Linked DNA regions of Homo sapiens: region 2 is linked to region 1. Evidence: read pairs that join two places in POLR2A ChIA-PET (ENCODE). Cell type or tissue: endothelial cell of umbilical vein. All regions are shown on one strand. Each heading gives the region's core, and the rest is flanking DNA. Links, peaks and the distances in the headings are about the cores only.

Region 1 (4,396 bases), core at 108-4,107:
AGGTAGAAGAGGGGTTGGTCTTGCTGTCTCAGGGTTAGCAGAGGTGGAGAAGGTAAAAGGGGAGGCTGGAGAGGCAGGCATACTTGGTGTAACTTTATGGAAATACAATGTAATTTCTGACTTTTCTGCTTTTTTGTTCTCTAAATTGTTTCCATATGGTACCAATCCTTCTTCCACCATTTGCTTTAGTTTCAGTTCTCATATCACCAAACGGTCCACGTTGCAAACGAAGTGAAAAGCAGTCTTGAATAATCAGACCCCTTCTGTCAGACTGTCTAGTGTCAATCTGTTTTCTTGCACGCTTTTTCTCTTTTTCTATGTCTTCTTCCTCACTGTCTGGCAGTGGTTTGGAAGCAGTCATCTCCATCAAGTCATCTTCTGTTAATTCTTCTGGTTTGGTGTCTATTAGCTCCTGAATATCTCCAAGATCCCTATCTTGAAATCCTTAACCCCCAACCTTTCTTGCCATATCCACAATCTCTATCATGATTTCCATCCTGTGAAGTCACACAACATCTGGAGTTTTCTCCTGCAAAAATTTGTTGTTTCAGGCTTGAGAGCTTTCACATCTTTTTCTAAACAATAATGGTATCTTCAATGATATGATGTTCCCTCTATTGGGGTTCTCTTCCATAGCACTGACAATCTTTTCCAAAGAGTACCATGTGTAATGAGCCTGAAAGGTCTTTACGACCCCTGACCTAGAGGCTGAATTAGAGATGCTTCTCTGGGAGCAAGCATTTATCACTTCGACGCCTTCAGTGCTGAACTCATGAGGTTCTGGGTGGCCAGGGGCATTGTCCAATATCAAAACAACTTTAGGCCAGGAGCTGTGGCTCGTGCCTGTAATCCCAGCACTTTGGGAGGCTGAGGTGGACGGATCACCTGCGATCAGGAGTTTGGGACCAGCTTGGCCAACAGGGCGAAACCCCGTCTCTACTAAAGATACAAAGAAATTAGTTGGGCATGGTGGAGTACGCCTGTAATCCCAGCTACTAGGGAGGCTGAGGCAGGAGAATCGCTAGAACCCAGGAGGAGGAGGTTGCAGTGAGTGGAGAGTGCGCCACTGCACTCCAGCCTAGGCGAAAAGAGTGAAACTCCATCTCAAAAAAAAAAAAAAAACCCAACAACTTTAAAAGGCAGTCCCTTACTAGCAAGATACTTTCTGATTTCAGGGACAAAGCATTAATGTAACCGATCACGAAAAAGGGTTCATATTGTTTAAGCGTTCCTGTTGTACAACCAAAAGACTGGCAGCTGGTGTTTATCTTTTTCCCTTCAAGACTCGGGTTAGCAGCTTTATAGGTAATGGCAGTTCTGATCATAAACCCAACTGCATTTGCGCAAAACAGTAAAGTTAGACGATCTCCTCCTGCCTTAAGTCCTAGTATTCACTTTTCTTCCTTAGATCTTTGTGACCTTTTTCTTCCAGAATAGGGCACTTTTGTCTGCATTAAAAACTTGTTCAGGCAGATACTCTTTCTCCAACAACTTAATATAGTTTGGGAACTTTCTTAATGTAGTTTGGGAACCTACTGCCTCTTTTCTGGCAGAAGCTGTTTCTCCTGTTATCTTGACTTTTTCAAAGCCAAACCTTTTTCTAAAATTACCAAACCGGCCAGGTGTGGCGGTTCCACTCTATAATCCCAGCACTTTGGGAGGCTGAGGTGGGTGGATCACCTGAGGTCAGGAGTTTGAGAGCAGCCTGGCCAACGTGGTGAAACCCCATCTCTACTAAAGAAATACAAAAATTAGCCGGGCATGGTGGCACACACCTGTAATCACAACTACTTGGGAGGCTGGGGCAGGAGAATTGCTTGAACCCAGGAGGCGGAGGTTACAGTGAGCCGAGATAGTGCCACTGTACTCCAGTCTGGATGACAGAGCAAGACTCCATTTCAAAAAAAAAAACAAAAAACAAACAAACAAAAAAAAACACCATCCTTTGCTGGCATTAAAGTCTCCAGCTTTAGAATCTAAAAGCTGTGATATAATGACTTCACTTTTTCTTGAATCATAGTATGCCTTTTTTTATAGCAATCCTGCACCCACATAAAAGCTGCATTGTCAATACAAAATAAAAAGGTATTTCATAAAAAAGTACAAAGTTGTTGTGCCTGCTGGCATAGCTGCAGAGATGGCTTCACAAATTTCCTTTTTTTTTTTTTTAACAATAGTCCTTACACTGAATTCATTTATCCTGAAATGGCAGACATCATTCATTTTTCTTGAAATGGCAGAATAGCAGCTGCAGACATTAATCTATGGTACATACCAAGCAATTCAACTTTTTCTTGTAATGTCAGACTTTTCTCTTCTTCTTGGGAGCACTTCCAGTATCACTAGTGCTAGTGGCATCACTTTATACGAGTCTTATGGTATTATTCAAAGTTTACAGTATTGCATTAAACACGATGAAAAATACATGAGAACCACAAGAGATTACCTTTTACTGTGGTAGGCAATTTACTACAGAGACAAACTGCTGAAACAGAGGTGATCAGTGCCGATTAAAATGTGTGGCATTTTAAGTGGATACTTGCAGCACCTGAACTCACTGCAATAGCAATAGGAGGTGGCTATGAAATTATTAGAGAAGTATAGTATATACCACAGTAACTTTTTGCCACTCTCACTTAATACTGCATCTTTACATTTGTTTACATTTCTCTTGACTATGAATGGCTTCATGTATGATCTGCATATTGTATAGGCAAGTTTTGATAAAATTTTAATTTTTTATAATAGATTTGTGCATATTCTGTGGTAGTAAATGATAAAATACACAAGTATCTACACATGTTTTACACATTCAAGACATGCCTAACTCTTCTTAATTAAAAAAATATATTTCTAGGCTATACAGTTCATCTGTGAGTTTTTTCCAATTGCTGCAAATCTCCAAAAAATTTTCCAATGTATTAGAAAAAACTCTAAGTGGACCCCTACAGTCCCATGTTGTTCAAGAGTCAACTGTATAAGTTTTTAGTCTTATTTCTTTATTCCTGTTGGACTGCAGTACACAACAGTCTTGTTCACGTATTATGTGCTACACAGCGACATTCCCCTATTCATGGTCCCTGCACATGCCCTATTCATTTTCTTCAAGTTATTCTTTCTGCCTGAAATGCCCCTATTTCCATCAGTTATAAGTCCTACTCACTGTTCAAGACACACTGAAACATTCTGCCTTCATGGTCCTTTCCTTGCTGGGCCTCTAAGAACTACCATTTTAAAATGTAAATTAGTTACTCTCATCCCTGAATTCCCAGAGCAATCTGACTGCACTTCATGTACTTTCTTTGCTAAATGCTTTTGAACATTTCTTTCTCCCTCCCACCACCATCTGCATCTGATAGCTATGTTACAGTAGCCAACATATATTAATTACTTACTGTGTGGCAGCACTGGGCTAACTGCTTACATGTCTTAACTCACTGAACCCACACAACAACGTATGATTAGCCCTATTTTATATATAGAAAGTACTTCCAGTTTACCAAGTACTTCAAAATATTCTCTCCTTAAAAGCAGGAGCCACATCTTTGACCTTTCACAGAATCTGGCACACTAACCTTATTTGTCTAATACTTCTAAATTCAACTGAAATAAAACTTTTTTTAAAAAAGCTATTCATTTCACTTTTAGGTGTATAATCAAAGCTATTTTTATTTCCTTAAGAAAATTCAGAAGGTGAAGTATATCCAATATTAACTCTCAAGGGAACAGGAACAATCTTAATTGAAGTCAACAACAGTAAGCTATGCATTATTATAAAACATCATTTTAATTTTAAACATTTGATTTAGGTCCTTACCAGTAAGTCCCACTTTCTTCCTGCACATGAAACAGCGATTCTTTTTTTGTTTCGGTTTTTCAAGAGACTTGCTTTGCTCTTCAGATGGCTGCTGTGCTGTGTCTGATACTGAAGCTAACAAAAATACGAAGGTGGCAAAATTTAATTATTCTGTAAGATTTTGCTATTCCTCATCCCACCCTCCCTAGTCTATTATTCAGAGGATACTGAGGAATTTATTAGCACAGAAAACTAGTCATTAAATTACAAAGTTGTTTACAAAAATATGACCCCTTTTTGTTAAATGTATGTATATATGCATGTAGAAAATAATCTAGAATATGTAATGATATGTTAACAGTGGTTTTATAGACTTTCTTTAGGTTTTAACTGTACTTTCTAATTTTTCTAGTAACTACAAATTTAATCAATAAAAGGCACATAAACAAATACTACTTGAATATTCTAAGGGAGTGTGCAAGACAATAGCCATATGCATAGTTCTTAATATTGTTCGGGGTCAGAATGACATAGGTCTCTCAGAGAACGAGGAGGGAAAAGGTGAAACCAAGATTCTGTGGAATATTAAGTATGTTTAAA
Region 2 (4,396 bases), core at 184-4,183, 100 kb after region 1:
CGAGGCTGTGGGCGGTGGAGCAGCCAACATGCCGGAGATCTGCCCAGGAAACTCCAGCACATGGGAAGTCTGGCAGGCAAAAGGCAAGGCCACTTCAGGGGGGAAGGGGGCAGGCGGCAGTCAGATATTGGCCAAAGGGGCCTGCGCAGCCTTAAAAGAGTCCCCATGGAGTGGGAAAGTGAGAAACGGCTGGGTTTCAGGCAGCATGCATTTTCTGGCTTGGTCCCTGGGGTCTTGGTGTCCCGTATTTCAGTTGCAACAGAAGAGAATTTAGGAGGCGGGTAGAGGGGAGTACATGGCAGGAGTCAGAGGCTTTAAGCCCCACTGAACAGAGAGAGACTAAGACCACTCTTTTTTTTGTTTGTTTGTTTTGTTTTGTTTTGTTTAAGACAGAGTTTCACTCTTGTCGCCCAAGCTGGAGTGCAATGGCACGATCTCGGCTCACTGCAACCTCCACCTCCTGGGTTAAAGTGATTCTCCTGCCTCAGCCTCCCAAGTAGCTGGGACTACAGGCGTGCGCCACCATGCCTGGCTAATTTTTGTATTTTTAGTAGAGACAGGGTTTCACCATCTTGGCCAGGCTGGTCTCGAACTCCTGACCTCATGATCTACCCACCTCGGCCTCCCAAAGTGCTGGGATTACAGGCGTGAGCCGCCGCGCCCGGCCATAAGACCACTCTTAACTCATTCATTAGTGAACCCCTGCTCCATGGAGTACCATGCTAGCTGCTAAGGATAGAGTGATGAAGAGCAGCAGGGTCTCCACCCTCCTCACTGGCTCAAGGCCACTTGTCCTGCCTCCATCAGGACTAACTAAGCAGCCGAGGTGTGGCTGAGTCAGCAGGCAGGAAGTGTGAGTGGCCTGCATCTTAGGAGCTGGGGCTGGCAGGGTGCCAGATTAGAGAGGCAGGTGCTGAGGCTAAGATTCCACGCAGCAGTTAATGCCTCTCCCTCTATTATCCCCGATCCAGACCAGCTGTCCTGGCGTGTGTGCAGACCTGCAAGTTCAGCAAAGCCCACAGACTTCAGTGTGACCAACTGTCCCAGTTTGCCCAGAACTGGTTTGGTTTTAGCATTGTCCCAGGAAACCCCTCTAGTGCAGGACTGAGGTCCTTGGGGCTGAGTGAGGAGTGGCCGCATGCCAAATGAGTAATTGCTGGTGCTGTGGCAAAGCCCCCAGGCTTGGTCCTTGGAAGTTTGAACACTGTTGGGCTGGTGTTTGTTCCCAGCTGCCCTGAATGACCACACAGCTGGGTGTTTGGGAAACAATTAGTGGCATTCCTGACCCAAATACCTCCAATCTTGTTCATTAGTCACTCATATATGAGGAAATGAATTCAGGAAAAACACAATCATATATTATTTTGGTGTGAGTGTCTGCTCCCCAGTGTCACCCTGGTGTTTCGTTCTCTTATCACTCTAGATTGTGAATTTTTATTTGTAGCTGTCTTTCCCACCAGGTTCTCTCATAGAATCCTGAGTCTGGTGACTTAGTGTATCGCACATAATAGGGACTCCAGAAGTGTTTCATGAATAAATGCATGAAGATTCAATCTGTCTGTTGCAGAAACTAGGAGCCAAAAGGGCAGAATGAATGGTGAAACTGATCATTTTGAAAAGCGGTAAGTCAAAGTGAGAGGACCAGAATAGACACTGTAGGAAGTCTGGTTTCAAGCCAGCAAACAGGAAGCATTCAAACAACAACTCACAATCGTCCATGGGGCCTCGTTTGTTAGATTTCCTGGCAGAGGCTCTGTTTGTTTAGGGGCCTCCCTTCCAGCTGCTTTGCTGCCAGGCCCAATGTCTTCTCTCTTTTGCTGGCTGTTCATTCCTCCAACGCACATTTACTCAGGCACTGAGTCAGGCACTGGGCTGGGCATTGGGAAGGTGCAGAGGCTAGAAACAGGATGTCCTCCTAGGGGATGCATTATACACACACACACACACACACACACACACACACACACACACACACACAGCCAAGATGCAGTAGGAAAAGCAGTTAAGGCTGGGCGTGGTGGCTCACGCCTGTAATCCCAGCACTTTGGGAGGCCAAGGCGGGCAGATCATGAGGTCAGGAGAGCCAGACCATCCTGGCTAACACGGTGAAACCCCGTCTCTACTAAAAAATACAAAAAATTAGCCGGGCGTGGTGGCGGGCGCCTGTAGTCCTAGTTACTCGGGAGGCTGAGGCAGGAGAATGGCATGAACCTAGGAGGCGGAGCTTGCAGTGAGCCGGGATCGTGCCACTGCACTCCAGCCTGGGTGACAGAGCGAGACTCCGTCTCAAAGAAAAAAAAAAAAAAAGAAGTTAAGTGTCAGGAGGTATGGGTGCCTTCTTTTGAAGGGCGTTGTGTGACCTGACAGGTGTAAGCCAAGCTCTTTAAAGGCCAAAAGGATGCCATCCCCTGTTTGACGTGGGCCTGCCCTGCAGCTCCTCCTTGCATCTCCTGCACCTGCTTTCTTGCTCATCTCTGCAGGCTCTAGGCTTGTCTCTATATATGACTGTCAAATGCCACTGGCATGTAAGTGCTCCACTTGGCTCTCAGCCCCTCCTGTGCTGGCTGACACTGGCAGCTGACTGTGTTTTACTCATTCTCAACTCCACCCTCTCCTGCCCAATTGACTTTGATGCTGGGTGTTTGCCTCCTATGCCTACCAGCGCATTAAATTTTTATATGCAATGCTTCCTCTTTGCAGGCAGTGGGTTGGGTGCTGGGACTCTATTGGTAAACAAGTTTCTGTGGAGCTCATTATGGAGGAGGAGGGAGACAATAACCAGTCAATTATATCCAGTGTGATAAGTGCTATAATGGCCTAAGCTCCTGGGGCCATAGGGTGGAGTAGGGATTGGAGGTGGCCAAACCTGAAGTAAGGAGACCAGCAAGGAGGCTGCAGCTCTGTTTTTCAGTGGTACGTTGTGCCATGATTACAGTTCCATTTCTTTATCCATCTGTCTCCACCACCCATCTCTTCATTCATTCATGGGCTCCTTCAACAAGCTCTTGAAACACCTATTATGTGTCAGACACCCTGCTAGGTCCTGGGAATACCATGATAAAAAAGACTGGTTCTTCTACCACATTGGACTTTTGGCTTCCCAAATGTGTCCAGCTCCTCCCTGCCTCAGAGTCTTCACACTCACTGTTCCCTCTGCTTGAAAGATCATAGTCCCCATCTCCTTGACCAATTTACCTCCTCTAGCCTTTAGACCTCAGCTCAAAAGTCACCTCCTCAAGGAGGATGTCCCTGACCTCTTAACCAGTTCAGAGCCCCATTATGATGTTCTCACAGCAACCTGTAATTTTCTTTCATAGCACCTGTAATTACATATTTATTAGTGAGACTATTTCATTAGCGTTGGTCTCCCCAACACTTGGTCCTCTGTCAAGGACTCATTTATTATAACATTTATACTGTCTAACCCCTGGTAATGTATTTAATACATATAAATTAAGTGGATGGATAGATGATGGTTGGATGGATGGGATGGATGGATAGATGATTGCATAGGTTGATGGATAGATGATTGCATAGGTTGATGGATAGATGATTGGAAGGTTGGATGGATGGGATGGATGATTGGATGTTTAGATGGATGAATGCTTGGATGGTTGAATGGATGGATGGTTGGTTGGATGGATGGTTGGTTGGATGGATGGATGGATGGATGGATGGATGGATGAATGGATGAATGAACTGGAGCTGAGGCAGAGTAAAGGCAAGGACACATTCAGAGACTGATCCAGTAGTCAGAGCAGAAAAGAGATGAGAATTGGTGAATGGGCCAAGACAGTAAAAGTGGAAAAGCTGAGGAGGGAATTGACAGCAGGAATCTGCAGAATTTGGTCTCTGATTGAATGTCAGGGGTGAAGCAGAGGGAGGAGTGCAAGGTGACAGCCAAGCTTCTGACTGAGGGCTAGGGAGGCTGGAAACAAAGGAGAGCAAATCTGGAGGTGTAGGATAAAGAGGATGACTCCTGAATTTAAGAATCTGCTGAGGCAATCAAGTGGAAATTTAAAATGATTTTGGGCCACTATGGTAGTTAAGATAATACTGCTATCTGCCATAAGAAATAAATTCTACAATTTCAGTGGCTTAACACTATAGATGTTTTGGGTTTATTTTATTTTATTTTTGTTTTGCTCCACATGACAATCCGATGCAGGTATTTCAGATCAGCATGGCAACAAGGTGACATGGTGGTTTAGGGGACCAGACTCCTTCCCTCTTGTGGCTCCACCATATCATCTTAGCCCAAAAGGGCCATCTAGCATTTAAACCCTCTTGCAAACTTTATAAGGCAGAGCCTACCTCCCACCATAAAGCGAAAAATGCCCAACTCGTACTTTCTCAGATTTCCTTGCGTCCAAGGCACCGGCACATGGCCTAGTCA

What was found. Peaks named below come from ENCODE experiments on the same cell type or tissue, not always from the same donor. Only the 100,000 strongest peaks of a DNase experiment are listed, where the experiment ranks them.
Region 2: POLR2A ChIA-PET joins it to region 1 with 5 read pairs; 2 of 35 experiments call an interaction of 5 or more read pairs at or near these places.

Annotation. Positions count from the first base shown.
Region 1 is chr15:80,130,715-80,135,110 of GRCh38, reverse strand. It overlaps ZFAND6 (zinc finger AN1-type containing 6), which reads right to left. Exons shown (of 7, transcript NM_019006.4): 6 at 3,818-3,931. Among named protein-coding and RNA genes, the nearest start is that of FAH, 20 kb to the left of the region's middle. In endothelial cell of umbilical vein, for the core only: no CTCF peak of the experiment used is centred there; no DNase peak of the experiment used is centred there.
Region 2 is chr15:80,030,172-80,034,567 of GRCh38, reverse strand. No RefSeq gene overlaps it. Among named protein-coding and RNA genes, the nearest start is that of ZFAND6, 27 kb to the left of the region's middle. RefSeq lists enhancers at 330-1,073, 1,074-1,817, 1,818-2,563. In endothelial cell of umbilical vein, for the core only: no CTCF peak of the experiment used is centred there; DNase peaks (open chromatin) are centred at 907, 1,097 and 1,777; H3K27ac peaks cover 1,445 bases.